Linked DNA regions of Homo sapiens: region 2 is linked to region 1. The links are chromatin loops, found by intact Hi-C in ENCODE. Cell type or tissue: Caco-2. All regions are shown on one strand. Each heading gives the region's core, and the rest is flanking DNA. Links, peaks and the distances in the headings are about the cores only.

Region 1 (2,920 bases), core at 174-2,673:
TTAACATCATAGGGTGTACTTACACAAACCTAGATGGTATAGCCTACTACACACCTAGGCTATATGGTATATATTGCTCCTAGGCCACAAACCTGTATGGCATGTTACTGTACTGAATTCTGTAGGCAATTGTAACATGATGTAAATGTAACATGATTTATATATTTTATATATTTGTGTATGTAAACATAGAAAAGTTACCATAAATATATGGTATTATAATCTTGAGGGATCACTGTTATATATGTGGTGTATCATTGACTGAAACGTCGCTATTTGGCACATGACCATAGATCCCAGCACAGTTTTCCTCTCCTGGCTCTGCTACAAAGGAATTGAGCCTCTGTGGCCTCAGGCAGGAATCATCCCTGGGAAATCTCTCCCACCCCAGGAAATGGCAGGTCTCTCCTTCCCCCTTGAGATAGGAGTGAAATGGGGCTCGCAGCTCAGCGCCATACCACATACAATATCTTCTTTCAAAGATATTCTTCTCACAAAAATCTTCTTTCTCCCCACACTTACCTCTCCCTTTTTATTCTTGATTTGGTTGAGGAGTTCAAGGGTCATGAAGCCATTTTTGGACCAGTTTCTTTACAAATTATTCATAAGGGGTTCTGTCTTGAATCTTACATCTGTTATAGTGTACTATCACAACAAAAACTTCAGTGTGAACATTCTCTTACATAAAGCCTAATCCCAATGGTAATTTTTTTCTGAATTTCTTTTATAAAACATAAACTAGTTATAATTTTTGTGTCAAAATTTATATGTTTACATGTTTTTGTAAATGAAACATATATTCATGTAAACACATAAATCATTTATATATATTAATACATTAGATTTATGGGTTTTTTTCACTCTTTTATTCTAAGAAAATTTTAAGACAGCTTTCATAGCTTTGGTTTATTAGTTCCATTGCTGCTCTAACCAATTCCCACAAATTAAGTAGCTTAAAAGAACACAAATTTATTATTTTACAGTTTTGGAGGTCAGAAGTTTTAAATTGGTTTCCTTGGGCTAAAATCAAGATACAGCAGGATTGCATTCTTCCTGACAGCTCTAACAAAGAATCTATTTCCTTGTCTTTTCCACATACTACAGGCTACCAGCATTTTGGCCTGGGGTCTCTTTCTATCTTTAAAGACTCTTCTGCCTGCCTCTTCCACAGTGAAAGACCCTTGTGATTGAATTGGGCCCACCTGGACAATCAATGACAATTGCACTGTCTTCAAGTCAGCTACAGCTAATTAGTAAGTTCCATCTGGAGCTTTACTTCCCTTTTCCATTGTATATCAGTCACGTTTCAACCAGAGAAGCAGAACCAGTAGGAGAAATACATATTTTAAGAAATTTACTGCGAGGAATCGGCTTATGTGATTGTGGGTGCTGGCTAGGCAAGTCTGAAATGCAGGGTTTCTTGGTCATTCAAGGGACATACACAGAGCAGAGAAAAAATTGAGTCAACTACATTCAGAGCACGTCTCCCGCTGAGGTTATTAACAAGACAATGCTCTGCTTTCCTGTCTCAGCTTTCAAACAGCGATGACCGGAGGATGCAGCCAGTAGGGGGCAGTGCAGTGTAGTGCAAGAAGCTCCAGCTTTAGGGTCAGTCAGATGAGGTTTGAAGTCCGACCTTGATAGTGGGGCAGCCTCATGCAAGTTATTTTACACTTCTGAACCTTTTTTTCACTCTTTTAAAAAACAAAATTTTAATTTTGAATAGCATTTTCACCTTTGTAAAATAAAGAAAATAGAATCTACAAGGATCAACTGTTTTGAGGAGTTAAGATTATAATCTATGTGAGATATGCTTGCTTAAATATGAAACATATATGAATGAGCACACATCCTAGGAGCAATGGTTCAGTATTTGCTAATTCAGTGTTTGCAGCTGCGTTTTGGAACATAACTACCACAAATAACAAGAATTGGCTGTACTAAGAGATGGCACTAGGGTATCTCTTGTACATTCTTCTTTACTTTTATGCATAGTAGCAACCCAATTTCCCCTTGATAATCAGGACAAATTACTTCAGCCAATACAGCATCCCTTTCTTTGTCTGTGAATGTTATGTAATGGAATCATACATTATGTAAACTTTTGGGATTGGCTTTTTCACTTAGATAATTCTCTATAGATTCATCCAGATCGTTATGCGAACTAATAGCTCATTCCTTTTTACTGCGGAGTAATAGATGTGCCAGTTTGTTTAGCCATGAGGTTTGAATTCTAATCCTGTTAGTGGGGCAGCCTCAGATGAATTATTTAATACTTCTGAACCTCCTTTTCGCTCTTTTAAAAAACAAACTTTAAATTTTGAGATAGTTGTAGCATTTTCATTTTTGGAGCTATTATTAGTAAAACTTCCATAAGCATTCATGTACAGGTTTTCGTGTGAACACAAGTCTTTGTCTTCTGAGATAAATGACTGGCAGTGCGTGGTAATTGCATATTTAGTTTTAGAGGAAGCTACCAAACTTTTCCAGAATGGCTGTGCCATTTTACATTCCCCAAAACAATGTGTGAGTGATCCATTTCTCTGCATATTCACCAGCATTTGATGTTACTTTTTTTTTTTTAAATAATGCTTTAGCTATTCTGAGAGGTAGGCAGTGACACCTTATTGTGGTTTTAATTTGCATTTCCCAAATGACTAATAATGTTGAATATCTCTTCTTGTGCGTATTTACCATCTGTATATCTTCTTTGGTTAAATGTCTCTTCATGTCTGTGTTTGAATTGAATTGTTTGTTTACTATTTAGATTTGAGAGTTCTTTATAAATCCTAGATACTAGTCTTTTGTTGGATATATGGTCTGAAAGTACATTTGTCCATCAGTATTAGTGGGGATTGGTTCCAGGACCATCCCCAATACCAAAAGTCCATGCATACTCAAATCCCCCAGTAGCCCTGCA
Region 2 (2,920 bases), core at 134-2,633, 62 kb after region 1:
CCTATATATGCAGATTCACCAAGCAGCCATACAAGAAGGAAAGCCTGATGAATTAACACAAAATTTAGATGGTTCTCCAGTGTTCACGCAGACAGTAGAGTTTTTACAATTACTTCCTCTACTTTTTTTCTTATAATTTCTTTACATAATAAACCCGATAATTTAGAACTCTCCTTTCAACCGGATTGGTTTCATTTCCAACAGTCAAGGGAAGACACAAACAGCTCGGTGTTACATTGTCAATTAAACCAAGGTGGAGGAGGGGGAGGGTGGGCACAGTGATAAATGAGCAGTCATTTCAATGTTTTCTTTCCAGCAGAAATCAGAGCCAGATTACACTTTATCTCACCCTGACTTTTAGCAAGATAGATAGCCACGCAAAATTTTCAGGTTCAAATAGTCTCCATCAAAAGGGCTAAAACCCTCATCTTCTGGCCACATTGAACTTTCATCTTTCTAACTCAAGGGATCTGATTCCTTTTACTGAATAAGAAAGAATTTTATTCAATTTATTCTCCCAGTCTTAGGTCTTTAACCAAAATAAAAGCAAACAATTAAACAAATTAACCTCACTGCTTCATGCACGGCTTTTTAGATATTGTCCAAAAAGTACTGTTTCAGATCCTGAAAGCAAAGTGATTAGGTTTACTTGTTATCAACGGGGAGTTCTTGTTCAGAACTACGTATTTTAGGTATCTAAGCCTGCATATTCTGATAAGACAGCATTGGCCTTAAAGCTGAGGCAGCAATAAATTACATTAAAAGTAATAGACTTCTGGAAAAATAATTCCTTTTGATTGCATAGCAGTTAGAAATTTACCTATTTATGTTTGTGCGTAGATATTTAATACAAATGTCTCTGTTTTTAAAGGATTTTAATGTAGCACCTAATACACTAACAACAGAAATAAATAAAGTTCGGAAATACAGAACGAATGAATGTGGCAGTGGTTTGTTCTTTTCACGTTAGAGCTGTAGGAGCAAGGCTTGCAGGGTTTTGGAGCGGATCTACTGCAGAGTCGCTGAGACACCAAGGGTTGTCTGCTGTTAAGAACCAGTATATTTTAGTTACATTTCATATTAAGTGGAATTAAATTTCACGTTCAAATCACTTGTCAGCGCTTAAAAAAAAAAGACTTCTAAACGACCTCTCAGATATATGACCCGGATGCTGCCAGACCAAACGACTTTTATCCAGGTGGACCCTTCGGGGGTACTGGGTCACCTGCAGGGTAACCGGGCAGGATCTCAGATTTGGTGACCGTCCCAGAAGCTGGGGAGAAGGTGCCGCCAGAGAGTGAGCGGAAATCTCCCTTGGAGGCCTGGAGGCAGCAATACGAACCCCTCAAGCCGGGAGAGGGCACCCTGGCTGGCTGGGGCCGGCAGCGCTGCAGCCTCACGTCCGCAGGTGAAGATGCGCTCCCGCTGGGCATGCGCGCCCCCTGGGGCCAGGAGCAGGTGGGAGGTTCCTACCTTCCGCCCCAGCACCGCCTGAGGTCAGAGGGACTGTCCTTTCTTGCACTGCCCAATTTGTCAAGGTCCCGTATCGAATAAATAGCTGTCTCCCCAGACCTTTATACTGACTAATCCAAATAAATCGCAGTCACTTTTACTGTGCGTTTCAGCGGGCAGCCTGGCTTTAATGGCTCTGCCTCCTAGACCTCCGGGGGAGACTCGCCGCGGCTTCTGCGAGATCGTCAGCTCCCCTGGCTGGCCTCAGAGCCTCAGCCTCCCCTCTGGGTTTCGTGGGGTCACTGGGAGCGGTCGCAGCCCATCCCCTGCACGCTGGCACTATCTGCTGACTGGAGTTGCCCTCTGGGGTTCCCAGGGCTAAAAGCGAGGGTAAAGCCTCCCATCTTCAATGTGCGCCTGTCTAATGTGGGCTCTCCTCTGAGATCTTGTTTACTCCCTACCTTTCCACCCTCTTCCCCTGCTCCTCTAAACCTCAGAAATTCGAATTATCTTCCCCATTCCACTTAAACCCCTTCGGCCAATCAATCCGGATGTTACCGATTTCCTCTGGGATATTTAAAGCTTTGATCCGCAGGCTTACAGCTCCATCTTACGCACTCCCATCTTTCCCCTCTGGGATCCCTCTAGATGCCTGCTCAAAATACCTGCTGGCGCCAGAGGAAATTCACATGTAACAGATACCCAGCGGGTGTGAAACCAGCACTCTGCTTCCAGGGTCGTTTTCCTCCTCACCTTCCCCATCAAATTGTCGATTAGTGAGTGCTAACACTAGGCATTACTGTGAATCATGAGTGCGGGGCTGGAAGATATGGAACCGTTTTAATAGAGCCGATGATTGCTAACTTACACGTGGCATCGCGCACTCCACCCTCCCCTACTCGGGGCAACCCTGGGTGCCCGACGTCTGTAAAATTAATATGAGCCCCAGGATTGGTCCGCAGGTAGCTTTTGTAAAGGGGTCCAGAATGACTTCAAGCAAATTTCAAGATATCTAAAGTAAAAGATAATTATTCACTTGCTTCTAAAACTGTTACTGAAGTAGAAAAAAAATCAGAGGAAAGCAGTAAATCTCACTCATTTTATTTTGGTGAAAACAAACTACTAGGAAGATTTAACAGGTAACATCAATTTTGCAATGAATTTATTCCAGATACCTTTTATATTTCATATATAAGGTGAATTATCCATGAAAATAACCACTTTATATGAATGCAGATGGCCAGGATGTTGAAAAAAATGAAATTGGCTTCAGAGAGAAACAGTAAATATAAAGGGAGACACACTTTCCCTCCCTAAACATTTGCAAGAGTGTCAGGTAGGTTTTATTTGAGCAAATAACCTTATTGTAATATTTCTTTTCAAAAAAGCAAAAACTGGTAGTCCATTCATAAAACTTTTTTTTATTGTTGTCGTATTTTCTCATTCAATTTGTTATTTAATATCTGAT

What was found. Hi-C counts contacts between places; a loop is a spot of excess contacts. Peaks named below come from ENCODE experiments on the same cell type or tissue, not always from the same donor. Only the 100,000 strongest peaks of a DNase experiment are listed, where the experiment ranks them.
Region 2: it touches region 1 in a loop (7-fold over the local background); 5 of 110 quality-filtered maps call a loop at or near these places.

What each region holds. Positions count from the first base shown.
Region 1 is chr6:133,915,395-133,918,314 of GRCh38, reverse strand. No RefSeq gene overlaps it. Among named protein-coding and RNA genes, the nearest start is that of TCF21, 28 kb to the right of the region's middle. In Caco-2, for the core only: a CTCF peak has its summit at 1,566 (motif pointing right); a DNase peak (open chromatin) is centred at 1,584.
Region 2 is chr6:133,853,609-133,856,528 of GRCh38, reverse strand. The region is part of intron 1 of TARID (TCF21 antisense RNA inducing promoter demethylation); the gene reads left to right. It overlaps LINC01312 (long intergenic non-protein coding RNA 1312), which reads right to left. Exons shown (of 3, transcript NR_027030.1): 3 at 2,537-2,920. Among named protein-coding and RNA genes, the nearest start is that of LINC01312, 34 kb to the right of the region's middle. RefSeq lists an enhancer at 1,617-2,355. In Caco-2, for the core only: no CTCF peak of the experiment used is centred there; a DNase peak (open chromatin) is centred at 1,418; H3K4me3 peaks cover 508 bases.